Regions from separate parts of the Mus musculus genome. Here region 2 is linked to region 1. The links are chromatin loops, found by intact Hi-C in ENCODE. Cell type or tissue: heart. All regions are shown on one strand. Links, peaks and the distances in the headings refer to the core of each region. The heading gives the core; the rest is flanking DNA. Region 1 has its middle 85 kb from the start of Zfp330. Region 2 overlaps Inpp4b (inositol polyphosphate-4-phosphatase, type II).

Region 1 (8,966 bases), core at 387-8,386:
CCATATTGCAGCCTAAGTTCCCTCACCAGAAACGCCGGTTCTCCAGGTCTGGTCATGGGCCAGGGAATCGATACTGTTAATAGGCTCCCAGAGTGATTTCTGAAGCAGTCAGTCCAAACATTCAGCTCTCAGAAATCAATAAACACCATCAGGGAGAACATTTGTATGGAAAAAAATATAAAGGAAGTTCTTGCCATTTCTGCCAAACTCACATTTACTCCAAGGTCCTTGTCTTAGTTTTGAAGCAAGACAGCTAAGATCAAGCAAAACTTTCCACAATGCTTTCAAAGCGCAAGCCCAGGGTGGTGATTAATTTTAATGTGTCAACCTCAATGAGCTAAGGGATAGTGGATGAAACATGGCTTCCAGGTGTGTCGATGACAGCGTTTCCAGGAGTTAGCAGTGTATCAACTGACTGTGATAAAGGCTTGCACTCACCAATGTGGTAAGCTTTGCTCAATCTGTTGGAAGACCAGAAGAGAGGAGTGTAAGACAAAGTCATTCTCTGAACTGGAGTGTCCATCCTCACATGTCCTCACTCAGCTGCGCTGCTGATCCTCAGGTTTGGGGACTTGGATTCAACCATAGCAACTCAGCTGCTTCTCCAGTTTATAGAGAGGAGCAAGGTTGCTCTATGAGTTCATCCCTACTGTAAGCATGCATAGCATTGTGCTTGAAGATCACGTTCAGAAAACCCTTAGATGCCCAGCATAAATCTGAGAAGCTGTCACTGCATGGCAGAATTATGACATCATCATGGAGTTTTCAACTTTAAACACTTCTATAACAGATAACTTCCCCACTACTAACTGCAAAGAAATATTTTATATTTTTGTCTGTATATGTCAGTCAACATCTTTCATTCTGTGACATCTGTGACATCTGACCCGGACTTTCAAATACATGAGCATGTAAGGGCGTTTCACATCCAAATCACAATGTTGCATATAGGAGGCATCATTTATGATAAGTGACAAACAACTAAACATGTTTGAATTTTTTATATGATGTCTTAAAGAAGACAAATGTTCATAAAGTCATGAAGATTCTGGAATTAACACACACAGGTATGTATACAGAGAGAGAGAGAGAGCCTTCCAATATATTAAGTAGTCTCTTGACTATGATCAAATGCCACATCCTTTCTGTCTGTCACTATTTGATTGCACACTGCAATTCCTTGGGACACTAATAGATTCTAGTGATTTAGTTGCATTCCCATAGAGTTTAAATTACTTGGTTTGAGTTGTTTAAAGCTCTCAAGGTGGCATGGCTATGTAGCCCAGTCTGCCTACTGTGGATATATCCTCCATCTGGCAGAAGTTTGAGCAAATTCTTCACAACCCTCCAGTGAGGAACCTTCTGCCCATTATGTTGTAAATATGGTTTCTGATTAGCAATCCAACTATCCCAGCTCTTGAAGAGACCAGTCCTCCATTTTCTTTTGTGGTCACAGCAGTTTGGGTACCCAAACTCACGTGACTGGAGTGGCAGTGAGGTAGCAGGGAACCCAGTCTTTCTGCTCACCATGTTCCACTCATGTGTTCCTCACATTATTCTGATTTGTGTAGGCTGGACCTAGAAGAAACAACAAACTAATAATTTGCTTAGTTAGGGGAGTGTCTTTGAACTTCTTGGGCCAAGTTTGTGGTCAAAGCTGCAATCCCAGAGGAAGTAGCAGATGTTGAGCTCTCGTAAGTGAGGCTCCTTCTGGACATCTTCATGTTGACAGCGCTCCAATGTTCTGTCTCCCATGGATAATTCACAGCCTACAGTCCATAACAGCCTCCGTTTAAGTTTGTAGACTTGAGAAATGCTATTAATGTAATTGAAATCAGTGTGATATTTCACATGTGCATGTACTGCACATGTGTTAAATCTTACCCCCTTCTCCATATCTCCTTTTGTAAATCCCCATCCCCTAGACCACAGCCGACTGATGGAACCTCTGGCTGAACGTTTGCTGAAGTTTCCAAGTCCTGCTCCTGTGCACTTGACCTTTGATGGTTCTGTCCAATGTTGATCCCAGTCAGCCCTATTTGAGCTCTATGAGGTTTGTTAGTTAAAGCAAAGCTTCCAGTGCAGAAATCACATAGCAGAGACCTCACGGGGTTTCACATGAAGCTTCTTCCCTCCGTGGGTCACTTAAGCCAGAGCGAGGTGCAACAGAAAGAGACCAAGGAGAGGGAGAAGCAGAGGTGGAGCTTGGACCATAGAAGGGCCTAGAAAGCTCAAGTGAAGCCTTTGCGATTTATTCCAGTTGCCTGGGGCATATAGGGAAAAGTCAGCAAAGAGTAAAATGATATGACCCAGGCTTCGTGGGAAGAGTGAACAGGCATCTGACACACACCTGCAATTCCAGCAGTCGGGAGACTGAGGCAAGGTCTTAGGTGTAATGCCAGCTGGATTCAAGAGCAGCCTGGCCTGCAAAAGACAGAGGAAATATTTTTCTGGCTCACACTGGTCTGAAGAGCATGTCTTCTATATTTCCTACAAATCTATAAGACACTTAGCACCTCCTACCATAGCCTACTCAATCCTAAGACAGGTACAGTAAGTACATGGGACTTACCAGGTCTTCATTAGAACAGCAAGAGTTTCAGTAACGAAACAAATAATGCTCTAATGATGTAAGAATAGCCAAGTAAGGGAGAACTGCTGCTCAAAGCTTTGCCTGGAAAGTCTGTGAGGTCTCCCTTCTGTCCAGCACTGGCAGGGACTCCAGTGGTTGTTGTCTTAAGTACCTACTTCCTCCCCTTTTCAGAGGACAGTTTGACCTATTGTACCTACTAAAATTTTAAGTGCTCATTAGATTTGACCTCGAAATTTTACCTCCAGCGTACTCCCTACAGAAACAGTTAAGTCTGTACAAACTTGTAAGTACCATAGCATTGACTTCCAGTTTCCGTAATAGTGGAAATTGAAAATCTAATTATCTCTTATTAGTATAATAGTTAATTCGTTGAGACTGATATTACAGCTTGAATACAATATCTAAGATATACCAGTTTGAACTCTTGGAAGCAAGAGTATTATGGATCAGTGAAAAGGAAATTAGAAACTAGTTTTGAGATAATATGTGTTCTAAGATCCCTCTCCCAGAGAAGATGAGTGTTTCTTTTATGTGAAACCATGCTTACAAATACCTACGATATCATAGTCACACTCTACAGAGGTAGCCTTGGAACATGGGGAGCAATGAAGGAGAGTAGCAAATAAAAGGAAATCACCAGATTGAAAGCACTCTGTGACTTTTTTCTAATAAAAGTACACCTGGCTATTTGATAAGTGACTTTGTGGGGGGTATTTTTGTAGTTTGGTTTAGTTTTGTTTTTGTTTGTTTTGTTTTTTGAGACAGGCTCTCATGTGTCCCAGGTTGTCCCTGGACATAGCATATAGCCAAGAATGACCTTGAACTTCTGACCCTCCTGCCTCTGCTACCGGAGTACTGGGGTTGGAGTTGAATTCTTCCACAACTTGGTTTATGTAAAGCTATGAGTCAGACCCAGGTCTTTGTGCAAATTAGGCAACTGCTCTCACAACTGGGCTCCATCTCCTCTTCCCCTACTCGAGAGTGCACACACACACACACACACACACACACACACACACACACACACAGCAGCAGCAGCAGCAGCAGCTATATGTGAGTTTAAAAATGAGAGAGAAGGGAAGGAAGGAAGGAAGGAAGGAAGGAAGGAAGGAAGGAAGGAAGGAAGGAAGGAAGGAAGGAAGGAAGGAAGGAAGGAAGGAAGGAAGGAAGGGAGGGGAGGGGAAGGGAAGGGAAGGGAAGGGAAAGGAAGGAGGGGGAGGGAGAAAGGAAAAGGGAGGGAGAGAGAGAGAGAGAGAGAGAGAGAGAGAGAGAGAGAGAGAGAAGAAAACCTTTAAGAAATTTATGAATTTCTTGGGCAAATGGATGTATCTGCAGGATATCATTCTAAGTGAGGTAACCCAATCACAAAAGAAGTCACTTGATATATACTCACTAATGCCCAAAAACCTAGAATACCCAAGATACAACTTCCAAAACACAAGAAAATCAAGAAGGAAGACCAACTCGTGGATACTTCATTCCTCCCTAGAATAGAAAATAAAATATCCATAGAAGGAGTTGCAGGGACAAAGTTTAGACCTAAGACAAAAGGATGGACCATCCAGAGACTGCCCCACCCAGGGGTCCATCCCATAATCAGCCACCAAATGCAGACACTATTGGATATGCCAGCAAGATTTTGCTGAAAGGACCCTGATATAGCTGTCTCCGATGAGGCTTTGCCAGTGCCTGGCAAATACAGAAGTGGATGCTCACAGTCATCTAGAGCTAGAGAAAGTACCCAAGAGCTGAAGGGGTCTGCAACCCTATAGGTGGAACAACAATATGAACTAATCAGCATCCCCAGAACTCGTGTCTCTAGCTGCATATGTAGCAGAAGATGGCCATCATTGGGAAGAGAGGCCCCTTGGTCTAGCAAACTTTATATGCCCCAGTACAGGGGAATGCCAGGGCCAAGAAGTGGGAGTGTATGGGTAGGGGAGCAGGACTGGGGGAGGGTATAGGGGACTTTTGGGATAGCATTTGAAATGTAAATGAAGAAAATATAAAAATAAAAATAAATAAAAAAATAAAAATAAATAAAAATAAAAAAGAAAAGAAATATGCCCAGCCTGAATGTTATCTATTCTAAACTCTACTTGTGAACTAGTTGCTATTCCAGTTTCCTTAGTTCCTGAATCTACCATTGTTCAAGCCCTAACAATCTTGTGCTTCCACAGTGCCCTGCCGGGGTCCCTGCATGCTGCACATCTGATCTCTGGGTAAACTGTTGTTTTGTCTTGTACCCACCCAGATGCTATGTCCCAGATGTCATCAATGTAAATTATTTCATTGGTCTCCTGGGCAGCCAGGACCCTAAAAGGTTTGGTGGAATTATAGGAAACTGGATGTTTAACAGGATTCGCCATGCTTGAATGGAGCTGCAGTCATAACCACTTTTCCCACAGAGCATAGGTGTCAAGGACTGACTCTGGCAGCCATCCCTCTCCCTAAATGGCTCCAGGTTTGTTTCCTCTGCCTCAATACAAGCAAACAGTGCCCTCTTCTGACAGGCAGCAGAACTCTATGGAGCAACAACTTTGAGGATTATCACTAGGTTCTGAATCTAACACAGCAAGCCGAAGACACTGCAAAATAGTGTTCACCAGTAAGGGACTCATGTGTAGAAAAAGCTGATGCTCTCATTCTGCCATGGATCCATGTCCCGAGTTTACAAGGATTGAGAAAAGATGGTGAAGATCTTTTTGCAATTTGTTGGTTTCCTTTTTGTCCTATTGACAGTGTCCTTCGACTTACAGAAGCTTTGCAAATTTATGTGGTCCCACTTACAGATTCATTAGCTTAGAGCATAAGCCATTGGTGTTCGGTTCAGGAAACTTTCCCCTGTTTTCATGTGTTCAAGGGTCTTCCCCACCATCTCCTCTATTAGACTCAGTGTATCTGATTTTATGTGGAGGTCCTTGATCCACTTGGACTTGAGCTTTGTACAGGGAGATAAGAATGGATTAATTTGCATTTTTCTACATGCTGATCTCGAGTTGAACCAGCACCATTCCGACTGGATGGTTTTAGCTTCTTTGTCAAAGATCAAGTGTGTTGGTTCTTTTCAGGGTCTCCAATTCTATTCCATTGATCTACCTGCCTGTCTCTATACCAATATCACGCAGTTTTTATCACTATTGCTCTATAGTACAGCTTGAGGTCGATAAAGATGACTCTGCCAAATGTTCTTTTATTGTTGAGAGTAGTTTTTGCTATCCTGGGTTTTTTTGTTATTCCAAATGAATTTGATAGGGCTAATATCCAATATATACAAAGAACTCAACAATTTGGACTCCAGAGAACCAGATAACCCTATTAAAAATGGGGAACAGAGCTAAACAGAGATTTCTCAACTGAGGAAACTTGAATGACCAAGAAGCACCTAAAGAAATGTTAAACATCCTTAGTCACCAAGGAAATGCAAATCAAAACAACCCTGAGATTCCACCTCACACCAATCAGAATGGCTAAGATCAAAAACTCAGGTGACAGCAGATGCTGGCAAGGATGTGGAGAAAGAGAAACACTCCTCCATTGTTGGTGGGATTGCAAGCTGGTACAACCACTCTGGAAATCAGTCTGGCGGTTCCTCAGAAAATAGACATAGTGCTACCTAAGGACCCAGCTATGCCACTCCTGAGCATATACACAGAAGATGCTCCAACATATATTAACTACACATACTCCACTATGATCAGAGCAGTCATATTTACAATAGCCAGATGTCCCTCAACAGAGGAGTGGATACAAAAAATGTAGTACATTTACACAATGGAATTCTACTCAGCTATTAAAAACAATGACATCATGAAATTCTCAGGCAAATGGATGGATCTAGAAAATATCATCCTGAGTGAGGTTACTCAGCCACAAAAGACCACAAATGGTATATACACACTGATAAGTGGGTATTAGACAAAGTGTGGAATACTCAGGATAAAACTCACAGAATGTATGAATCTCAAGACGAAGGAAGACCAAAGAGTGGATGCTTCAGTCTTACTTAGAAGTAGAACAAAATAATCAAGGGAAGTAGACAGTGGCAGGGACTCGGGAGGAAGAGAGGTGGGTGTGAGGAAAAAGAGGGGCAAAATCAGGTATGAGAGGAGATGGAGGAGATGTACAGAGGGCCAGGAAATTGAACAGAGGTGTATAGCAATGGGGGATGGGAAACTCGGGGTAGCCACCAGCAAGTCCCAGATGCCAGGAAAGTCACAGGCTCCCAGGACCCAACAGGAATGGCATTAGCCAAAATGTCCAACAAAGGAGAGGGAAAACCCTGTAGAGACCATATCCAGAGGTTAGTCATGGCCCTCCGTATGAGGGATGGGGCTACTGACCCATCTCCAAAATTTTAACACACAATTGCTCCTGTCTAATAGCAATACAGGGACAAAGAGTAGAGCAGAAAATGAAGGAAAGGCCATCCAGAGATTGCCCCCGAGGATCCATCCCACATGTAGACACCAAACCCAGACACTATTGCTTATACCAAGAAGTGCTTGCTGAGTATAAAAATAAATTAAATAGTATAAATTAAAATAGTATAAAAATAAATTAAAAAGATAAAATAGAAAGAAAAGATGGTGAAGACCCAAACAACAGGATAGGTCCCATTTATCAAACTGACAGCGAAAAATAATTAAAGAGTTTAAGTTTCTACCACTATGACACAGAGGAAATAACACCATGGTGTGGAAGATCAGCTCCAGCTTCCTGAGCAGCAGTCTGGAAGCAGACTTTGTTATTATTGTTGTTATTTATTATTATTTCTGTAAAGCTCTTTACTATATGTCATCCAGTAATGATACACTTGGGGACATTTCCAGGAAAACAGTCCCAAAGAAAACAAAGCAGTTGATATAAAGAGGCTTAGAGCTGTGACATATTTTATTTTTATAGAGTGGGAAACTGGGAAGAATTCGAGTGGTACACGGTAAAGGAAGGCTTCCCCAGTGGTCAGTGCCATACTACAGTGGTCCTCTGCCACAGAGTCAGTAAGAATGGTGATTCCATGACTGACAGCAGACACAAACCATGTGAATGGAGATTACCGAATGCTGTTCCCATTCTGACTGTAACCCAAGTATGTTGGGCTTTAAGCTAAATAATGAAAGTTCAGCATCCGTACTCATTTTCAATGCTGTGCGGTACTGAGCATCAAGAAGAGAGGTGAGAAAATGACTCAGGTATTGCTGTCTGCCTTCTCCCTCACTGCCTTATTTGAAGTGAGTGTCCTTTCTCTGTTTGGTGTTTGGGACGTCTCACCAATAACTTGTAAAGCCAAAGCGTGTCACTCACTAAAGTCTAGAAAAGAAAAGAGCCAGAGAGAGGAATGAAACTCTCCTTTTAACGTATAACTTCCCACTTCTGGCTCATAAAGACACATATTTGAGAAAATTCTAGGTCCATTTGTCATTATTTAAAATCTCTAATTAAAGGCTGAAAATCCATGTTTACCCAGAAGGTTCAGTAATATAAAACATCAATCCAAAATTGACCAAGTTTCTAGGATTCCTAATAACAGCTTTGCCCTAGACCCCACATCAGGCATCTAAGCAGAAACATTGAGCCTTTGTCATCAATTGTTACTGACAATTCATTAAGACCTTGGTCTCCTAGGCCTCATTTGCCAGAGATTTTGTGTAAGTCTAGCCAAACAAGGCATGAGTTCCATTATCTTCACAACCATGGAGGCCTTCAGGGGCAGCAGGACCCTGAATCAAGGTAAGTAAAAGTATAGGCAATAGTGTGGTTTCTGAATGATCTGGCTTGAGTCTCAGCAAATCAATCTCCTTGGAGCTATCAGACACTATATTACAAAATCAGATCCCAAGAATCCTTCCCATCCCTTTTACCAACCCACAGACTGAAACGGTGCCATCTGTCACTTAGACATCTATGATGGCTTCACCAGTCTGCATCCTCATTCCATTCATCATGGGCAGCAGGCACAGTGCCTGGAAGCCCAGTCTCCTCCCAGACTGGATAATGATTTCACGGCCTTCCATACCCTCACTCCTAGCTTCTTCTCTAGCCCCATCATCTCTAACCTCTCCCTGCTCTGCCTCGGGCACACTGACCTCATGGCTAAGTGTGCTCTGAACTCTGAACCGTGTACTATCTAATCCCTTTCACAGATGCTGCCCTATTGAACATACCCTGCTCATGTTGGCATTTCTTAGTCAGCTTGAGAGACTTCTCTTTCCCTTCCTGGCACTCACTGACTTCTGGCTTCTTTCCAGTGCTCACTGCATCACTCATGGTGTACTTAACTATATCTTCACAAAAGCAGGGAGTGTATCACTTTTCTGAATTTCCAATACTGGATAGATGGATACAAGAATGGATGGAAGCATGCACAGATCTG
Region 2 (8,000 bases), core at 1-8,000, 660 kb before region 1:
GATAAACACCTCAGTGGTATGGTGAATTCCAGGCCAATCAGACAGTTGGGTTTCAATCCCTGAAACTCACATCCAGGAGGGAGCACAACACAGAGATGTTTTCTGGACTCCAGGAATGTGTCCTGGCATGCAGATGCCCTCACCATGCAGCATAGTAATGACATTTCTAGAAAATAGATCAGTATAATGAGCAGCATTTATTGCATCAAATGCCTACATCTCAGCTTATCTGAGTCATCTAGGTTAGGAGCAGTGTGGTACAAATATCGTTACACTCATCAAAACACAAGATAGGATCATTGTGACCTCATGAAATCACATCTCTCATGGTGGCTGTGTGAAAGCAAAGGAGTAGCTCTGTGGCTTGGATCTGAATCTCTGCTATTTGTTAAAGGCTTGATCCTTTGTGCACCACTCCTGGGAGGTGATGGAGTCTCCAGGAGATCAGACCCCATGAGAAGTATTTAAGTTATTAGGGATTTGGCCCCTAGGGTGTTTGGAGAACCACTCTCTCCATTTCCCTCTTTAGCCGTCTAGCTATGGAATGAGCAATGTACTTCACCCATACTCTCTGTCATTGTCACAAGGAAGCCCACCATAGAGTAATGGATTTAGTCAGCCTGGGACTAGATATTTCAAAGCTTTTAGGCAACATAGATAGAACTTTGCTCTTTTCTAGGTCATTGTATTTTGACTAATACAGTCGGTAATGTAAGGAAGCCAAATCAGTATTTATTAGGGTAAGATAAATGCAAATTGAGTTTTCAATTCCTGGACCACAGTTAGGAAATGAATCATAAAGGCAAGAACAGGAAGAGAACACCCTCAGCCTGCAGAAATAACTATGAAGCAGCCAGACCCCAGCACACGCTCCTTTTCCTCAATTGCCTATCGCTGTCAGGATTTAACCTGCTTTTTCTATTTTCCCCTTAGGATATGTCTAGATTAGAGGCCTCAAGAGGGCCGGTGTCTAGGCTTATGATTAACATTGGCCACATGTATTGACTCACACAAAGAAACTCGCTGTACCTTGTGCTGAGGCATGCTCCCCAGTAATTTACCCTTCCATGCTCATATTGATGACTAGAATACTGTTCACGTGTGCACACCGAAAAGTTGAATTTTCAACACATGCTCACACAGAGGGGCTCAGAAAGAGCTGTAACTTTGCTGTCATAGCATGTGGGTTTTTGAAAGGGACATTCTAAGAGTATAGATCCCCATCCCCATCTCCTGTCCTTAACACTCAACCATGAAGGTGTTTTCATTTTGGTATTAAGTGAGATTTGTGTGTAATATAAAACACATGTTGGATACAGATTGGTTTGTGTTTACCTCAAACCATTGGGCATTTTGTCAGCTTCCTTTGGAGCTACTTCAGCTGTTCCTCTTCATAGAAATTCATGAGAAAATGAACAGAGCTGAGACATCTCTCAGCTCTTTGTAGGGCATTTAGTGGCTATTCGATCTTTTTAGCTTTTCTTCCCCCCCCCATATCTGAAAAGTTGTGATCCCAAAATTAAGACTGTCTACATGCTTTTGTGGAGTTAATTATTTTAAATGAGGAGAGAAAAATCAAATACCTGAGAAGAAAATGGCTCAGCAATTGGCAGGACAGCATTACACCACGCTACAGTTGGTTGCTACATGGCCCTTTTATTTTTCTCCCGAGTAACATAAGAGCCATTGAGCTCAGAGGACACGGACATCCTGTACAGGAAATAGATGGTGTGTGGAGGGGAGGGAGGGCACCCAGCAGTCATCCTTTGAATCCTTTAGCTAGTTTCACTTGAATACATTAGAGAAGGCTGTAAAAGGCTGGGAAGCAGAGATCTGCCTGGATGGCTTCCAGGTTCCATCAGAGCTCAGGAAAAGCTCAGCTAAGCCACATGCATTTTATGTTTTCCTGAGGAAAAATTCTGCTTGTTGGTCTCAGGGTTAAGGAGTCTCAGCAAGTTTTTATGAAGATACTAAAACATTCTCTTCATTTTTTCATCTGCTGCTGAAGGAAGCCCATGAGAGAACTACAATTCAGGGACTGCCAAGGTGATGAGCTATGAGGTACTGATGTGGTGGCAAACCATGATGCAAGCACAGGTGCTCTGCTTCCTAGGCACATCTTACCAATGTGTTTTCCCACGTATACACATGATCATACATGTGTGGTCATACACATGTGTAAAGTGGAAAAAAAACTAAACTCAGGAAAGTACATGTGAGTGCATGCATAGATTTTTACTTTGACCACAATGTAAAAAGAGATGGTTTTGTGTGAAGCACAAAACAGCCACCATGCAAATGGGGGACTATGGAAGGACATGACAGCAATGTGAGAAGAGTGAGCTCTTTTCCCCCAACCAATCATCAGCTTTAATAAGAAAATGGAAGCATAGTTTGCTCCTTGTAAGAACGCCATGAAATGTTCATTGTAGTAGGAAGACCATTTACGATCTGAACTCTGCCTCTCTCTGGCCCTCCATAGCCTAATGTGCTCACGTCAGAACTTGGGATTTGCAGAGTGCACTGGGTGTTAACATGGGAAAGAAACATGTAGTCATTGCAGTTGGCTGGGGCAGTTCCTTTAACTACTGGCAGAGCTGATAGTTTCTCTTTATAAAAGATACATATCTGTTACCTTCCTTGATGCCTTGTGTGTCTCCATAGAAAGCATACTGTCTTCCTCAAGTCATCTTACCATGCTCAAACACTTCCAACTCTTCAATTATAACGGTCTTCTAAATTCTCATTTTTCTTAAATTATAATCAAAAGTATATAATCACTATTTTTTTATAGAATGTGTGGTATTAAATGGAGATGCTGGAATGTTGCTAGTGAGTGAAATGCCTCCTGTTTCTCTTCAGTTTAGAGTACCTTTGTATTTCTATCCCTATTCTAGTAAAACTAGAAATGGTCTCTATCTTTCTCTCTTTTGTTTCCACCTCTGTCCCTCTCTCTTCTACTTTCCTCTATCCCACACTCTCTCATTCTGAAATTTATAAGTGGCCTGTGAAGCTTCCACTTTCAAAAACCTTTAAGAAAAGCAAACAGCTGTATTTCGCTTGAATTGACAAGCTCATTCAAGGACAAAAACCTATACACTTAAGTTAGCTTTTTGTTTTCAAAGTAGAAAGAGCACATCACACCCCTGAGCAAGCTACTACCCCTTTGGCATGGGAGAGTGTGATTCAAGATGCTTAAGCAGTAGATACATGTTCTTTGAGAACTATGCAAATGTAACAAGGAAAATGTTTTATTCATTCTTGAATTAAATGACTGACAACGTAGTTCTACTTCAGCCTGATAAAGCAGCTCCACCTACTGCACAAAAGCTGTATTTCCTGCCTGATAATTCCACAGTGGGACCTCAAACCTACAGAACCAATCACAGGACAGAACATGGTTGTAGTTAACTTTCAACATTGAACTATGAGTAAACTTATCAGAACTGTCTTTTCCTAGTGTTTTAATATGTAAGGGTGTGTGATATCAACACACACACACACACACACACACACACACACACATGCAAATACTTTTTCACATTGAGGATAACAGGTACAGAATGAGAGAGGATGGGGTATACAAATAAGTATGGAAGATATATGGTAACACAGAGCATTGTTTGTTGGCACCTGAAATGTTATTTATTCAAAAATAAGTCATCTTTCCCATTTTCTTATGTAATCAATGGTATAAGAATCATGTCAGTTGAATCACTGTTCATATTTAAGCCTGAAGCATAAGCAGACTCTTTGTCAAATGAAACCAGCTGTAATAAGCTTTCCTTGAATTTCTCCTTTTCTAGTGTTTTCTTTTCCCCCAATACTAACACTTAAGTCTACAATATCTCTTGGAAAGATGAAACATAATGTATTGTTTACATTGTAGCATTTCTCTCTTTATGAAGCTTGAGGTCATTCATTTTCCTATCAACCATTTGAATTAGGTCATTTAGTTTATATTATCACAACAGAAAATAAATAATAGTGAATGCAGCACAGCCCTCATGTGATTTGTTTTTTTATCATTCTTTACTGTTCTTTTAAGGTCTTAACTGATAACTGACGTTGTTGTTCTGAGAATATGATGTTATCACAAACCTACTTGTTAATTACTTTTTAAAAAAATCTTCCATCATTTATGTTGTATTTGTCAATCCACCTTTAATTTATTTAGATTGTAATAGACTGTCACAAAACCCCAAATCTGTATTTAATATTTCTCAACTCTTCGTTCTCTAAGTAAATTAAAATACGGTATAATTTGTTCATAAATCATAGGTCAAATTCATAATTATATAGTTGATAAATGTTAGAAATCTAGACATGTAAGTACCCTAACTGGTTTTGATTTTTCCTATTATTAAAAATAGATTTTTTTCTATAGATATATCCTGATTACAGTTTTCCCTTCCTCTACTCCTCCTAGATCCTTCCCACCTGCCTGACCATTTGCATCCACCCCCTTCCTGTCTCTCATTAGAAAAGAACAGACTTCTAAGAAATGATAACAAACCATAACAAATTAAATATAATAAAACCACAACAACCATCACATTGAAGTTGGGCAAGACAAACCAAAGGAGGAAAAGAGACCAGAGAGAAGGCACAAGAATGAGAGACCTACCCACTCACACACTCAGGAGTCTGATAAAAATAATACGAAAAAGAAAGCTAGAATAAATATGCAGAGGACATGGTGCAGACATTTTGACTGTGAAACTAGACCACTAATCAAGGAGTGTAACTGGAGGGATCCATGACTATATATATATATATATATATGTATATATATATATATATATAGAGAGAGAGAGAGAGAGAGAGAGAAGAGAGCAAAGGATGGCCCTGTCTAACATCAATGGGAGGGGAGGTCCTTGTTCCTGTGGAGGTTTGATGTCCCAGTGTAGGTGGATGCTGAAGTGGTGCAGTAGGAGTGGGAGGAGCACCCTTATAGAGGCAAAGGGAGGGGGAGAGAGTGGATGTGGGATGTGGGAGCTGGGGGAAGTGTAACCAGGACGTGGGATATGATTTGAGATGTAAACGAATAGAATGATAAATTGAGAGAGAAAGAGAGAGAGAGAGAGAGAGAGAGAGAGAGAGAGAGAGAGGGAGAGAGAGGGAGAGAGAGAGAGAGAGAGGTAGAGAGAGAGAGAGAGAGAGAGATTAGTGCTAGAGAGATAGCTCCCTGAGTAATGTATGTGATTTGCAAAGGCCTGATTTGGATCCAGTCCTGTCACTCCTTCTTCATTAAGTAAAATGTATAAAACAAAATCCAACCAATCAGTATCCAAGAAAAAGGCCAAGCATGATGAAGTACCCTCCTAGTTTTAACAATGGACAGCAGAGAGAAAGGACAGAGCCCAAAGCTCATTGGCCAGAGGCTTTAGCCAGTGGGTGAGTTTCAGGTTCAGTTTGAGACTATCTCAAATTAAAAGATAGGAACAATGGAGGAAAATGCAAGTGTGTCTCTACACAGGGACAGAGGCACCCATACCTGTACACCTAGTTGCACACGTGTACATACACATACACACACACACACACACACACACACACACCATTCTCTAAAATCCCTATTTGGAACTCTAATAATGTCAAAAGTTTGACTTTTTCATATATGCCTGAATTTTACAAAAACATATACAATTTTGTCATAAATTGACCCATTCCTTGACAATTTTGGCGTCTGCTAAAAGCTAGCCCTGTTCTAGTTTCTGGGGATTTAGTGATTAAAAAATAAAATTCCTCTCCCTTGCTGAGTTTCTTCTTCAAAAGTATTCCCACATAGCAATATCAGAGTGAAGAGGGACACCGGCCTTGGGAAAGACAAACACACGGAGGGAGGGAAGGAGAGAGGGAGGGAGGGAGGGAGGGAGGCAGCTTCTTCCAGGACAGAGGTTCCAACCTAAGTTTCCAGAGAAGATAAACCATCAGATAGAGAAGTAGAGAAAAGAACATTTCTAGAAGAGACTATCTTCAAAGTCCCTAGAGTGAAAGTAGAGCATGCTGCAAGATAATTTAATACACTTAGAACTCAACATAGCAAACATTTTTAAAAAAGAGTTATTTATTTTATGTACATGACTATACTGCCACTGTTGTCGGACACACCAGAAGAGGGCATCAAATTCTATTACAGATGATTGTGAGCCACCATGTAGTTGCTGAGAATTTAACTCAGGACCTCTGGAAGAGCAGTTGGTGCTCTTAACCAGTGAGCCATCTCTCCAGCCACAGTTTTCTTTCTTCTTTTCCTTTCTTCCTTCCTTCCTTCCTTCCTTCCTTCCTTCCTTCCTTCCTTCCTTCCTTCCTTCCTTCCTTCCTTCCTTCCTTCTCTTTTTTCATTCTTTCTTCCTTTTTCAGATTTATTTATTAATTCCATATACAGTGTTCTGCCTGCATGTATGTCTGCAGGCCAGAAGAGGGCACCAGATCTATAGATGGTTATGAGCCACAATATGGTTGCTGGGAATTGAACTCAGGACCTCTGGAAGACCAGCTACTGCTCTTAACCTGTGAGCCATCTTTCTACCCTGCAAATGATTTTTTTTAAGGTGGTACTAGAACAAGTGTGCAGAGGTGTAGGATGCTTCATAAATTTTGACTTATCCTACATGTGATGGTTTTGCTTGCTTAGCTTTTGTTGCTTTATATGAGTTGAATAAGGAGAGGGAAGCAGCAAAATGGAATTCAGACTGACTGAAAAGTTCCCATCCACACTACAGAGGAAGGGCAGGATCTGAGGATGATAGAGACAAGAAAGGAGTAAGTTAGGGAGAGAGCAGGAATCAAACCTAAGGATAACAGTGCATGATGGGCACAACAAGGGGAAGATTGATATCAGATGAGCCACCATGGGAGAAAAGCTGAATTGATGGTCACGTTTCTATGAAATCTTTGGGAGAAATCCAGCAAAAAAAAAATCTGTCTCCAGCATAGAAAGAAATTGGTGCATCATTAACAGACAGGCAGGGAGTGCTGACCTTAGAGAAGAGTGAAGTAGAAAGGCAGCCTACGGCCTTATATGACACGCATCTAGCTACAACAGGAGACTGGCTGTAGACTTGAATTCAGGGAAATTGCTGGACTTAGAAATTTTCAACACTATTCTTCATGAATCATTGATAGGAGCAAGGTCATGGAAACACTGAGAGGTACACGTTTATGGAACATATTGGTTCTATACTCAAAGCCTCATTCTCATCTTTCCCGCTGTTCTTTCTCCATATGCCCTGCCACAGAGGACTGGTATGAACAGCTGCACCCACTCATCCTTACCTTGAAGGAGTGCATGGGAGAAGTGGTGAACCGAGCAAAGCAATCCCTGACATTTGTACTGCTTCAGGAACTGGCCTACAGTCTGCCCCAGTGTTTGATGCTGACTCTGAGAAGAGACATTGTCTTCAGTCAGGCGGTGGGTGCCCCTTGATGTGTATACAGAACACTGTTGAATTGCTAATGCTCTGTCCTTGGTGGAGGTTAAGCTCTTTGCTTGGTTTTATTTTTAAAGATCCTTTTTCCAAATTCTGGTACCCTGTTTTGTTTATATAAATAAATAGGCTGACTAGATCATGAACAATTTCTGAACTATTGGTATTTCTTCATGGAAAAGATGCATATTTTTTCTTGAACAGTGGATGGAGTCTGTGAGGAGGATACAGTGGTTCCTTGTATCATTCCCTGGGACTGCCTAAAGGTGAAAAGGAAGGGACTGCCACCTTGCACTGCAGGTGATGGCCAAGAACTCACTGAAGGGGACGTTTGCATATAACTCCTTATTTATTTGGCTTCCTCATAAATATCAGGGCAGGGTTTCACATTGGTCTCTCCTCTCATTTATAAAAGATGTTTGCAGGGCTGTAAGATTTGTTCATAAGGGCTTGCACAATCACCTGCTTTGGCTATATCCAACCCTAATCATGACTCTAAGACCAGGTCTACCACTAGTGCAGTGCTTTCTGCATTTCTTTCTCTCCCCTTTCTCCACTCCACAGTTC

The links. Peaks named below come from ENCODE experiments on the same cell type or tissue, not always from the same donor. Only the 100,000 strongest peaks of a DNase experiment are listed, where the experiment ranks them.
Region 2: a loop joins it to region 1, with 5 times the contacts of the local background. A loop is called at or near these places in 4 of 42 quality-filtered maps.

The regions. Positions count from the first base shown.
Region 1 is chr8:82,684,457-82,693,422 of GRCm38, forward strand. No RefSeq gene overlaps it. Among named protein-coding and RNA genes, the nearest start is that of Zfp330, 85 kb to the right of the region's middle. In heart, for the core only: a CTCF peak has its summit at 5,101 (motif pointing left); a DNase peak (open chromatin) is centred at 1,725.
Region 2 is chr8:82,025,813-82,033,812 of GRCm38, forward strand. It overlaps Inpp4b (inositol polyphosphate-4-phosphatase, type II), which reads left to right. Exons shown (of 25, transcript NM_001024617.3): 18 at 7,245-7,417. Among named protein-coding and RNA genes, the nearest start is that of Gm25267, 120 kb to the right of the region's middle. In heart, for the core only: CTCF peaks have their summits at 3,311 (motif pointing left) and 6,428 (motif pointing right); no DNase peak of the experiment used is centred there.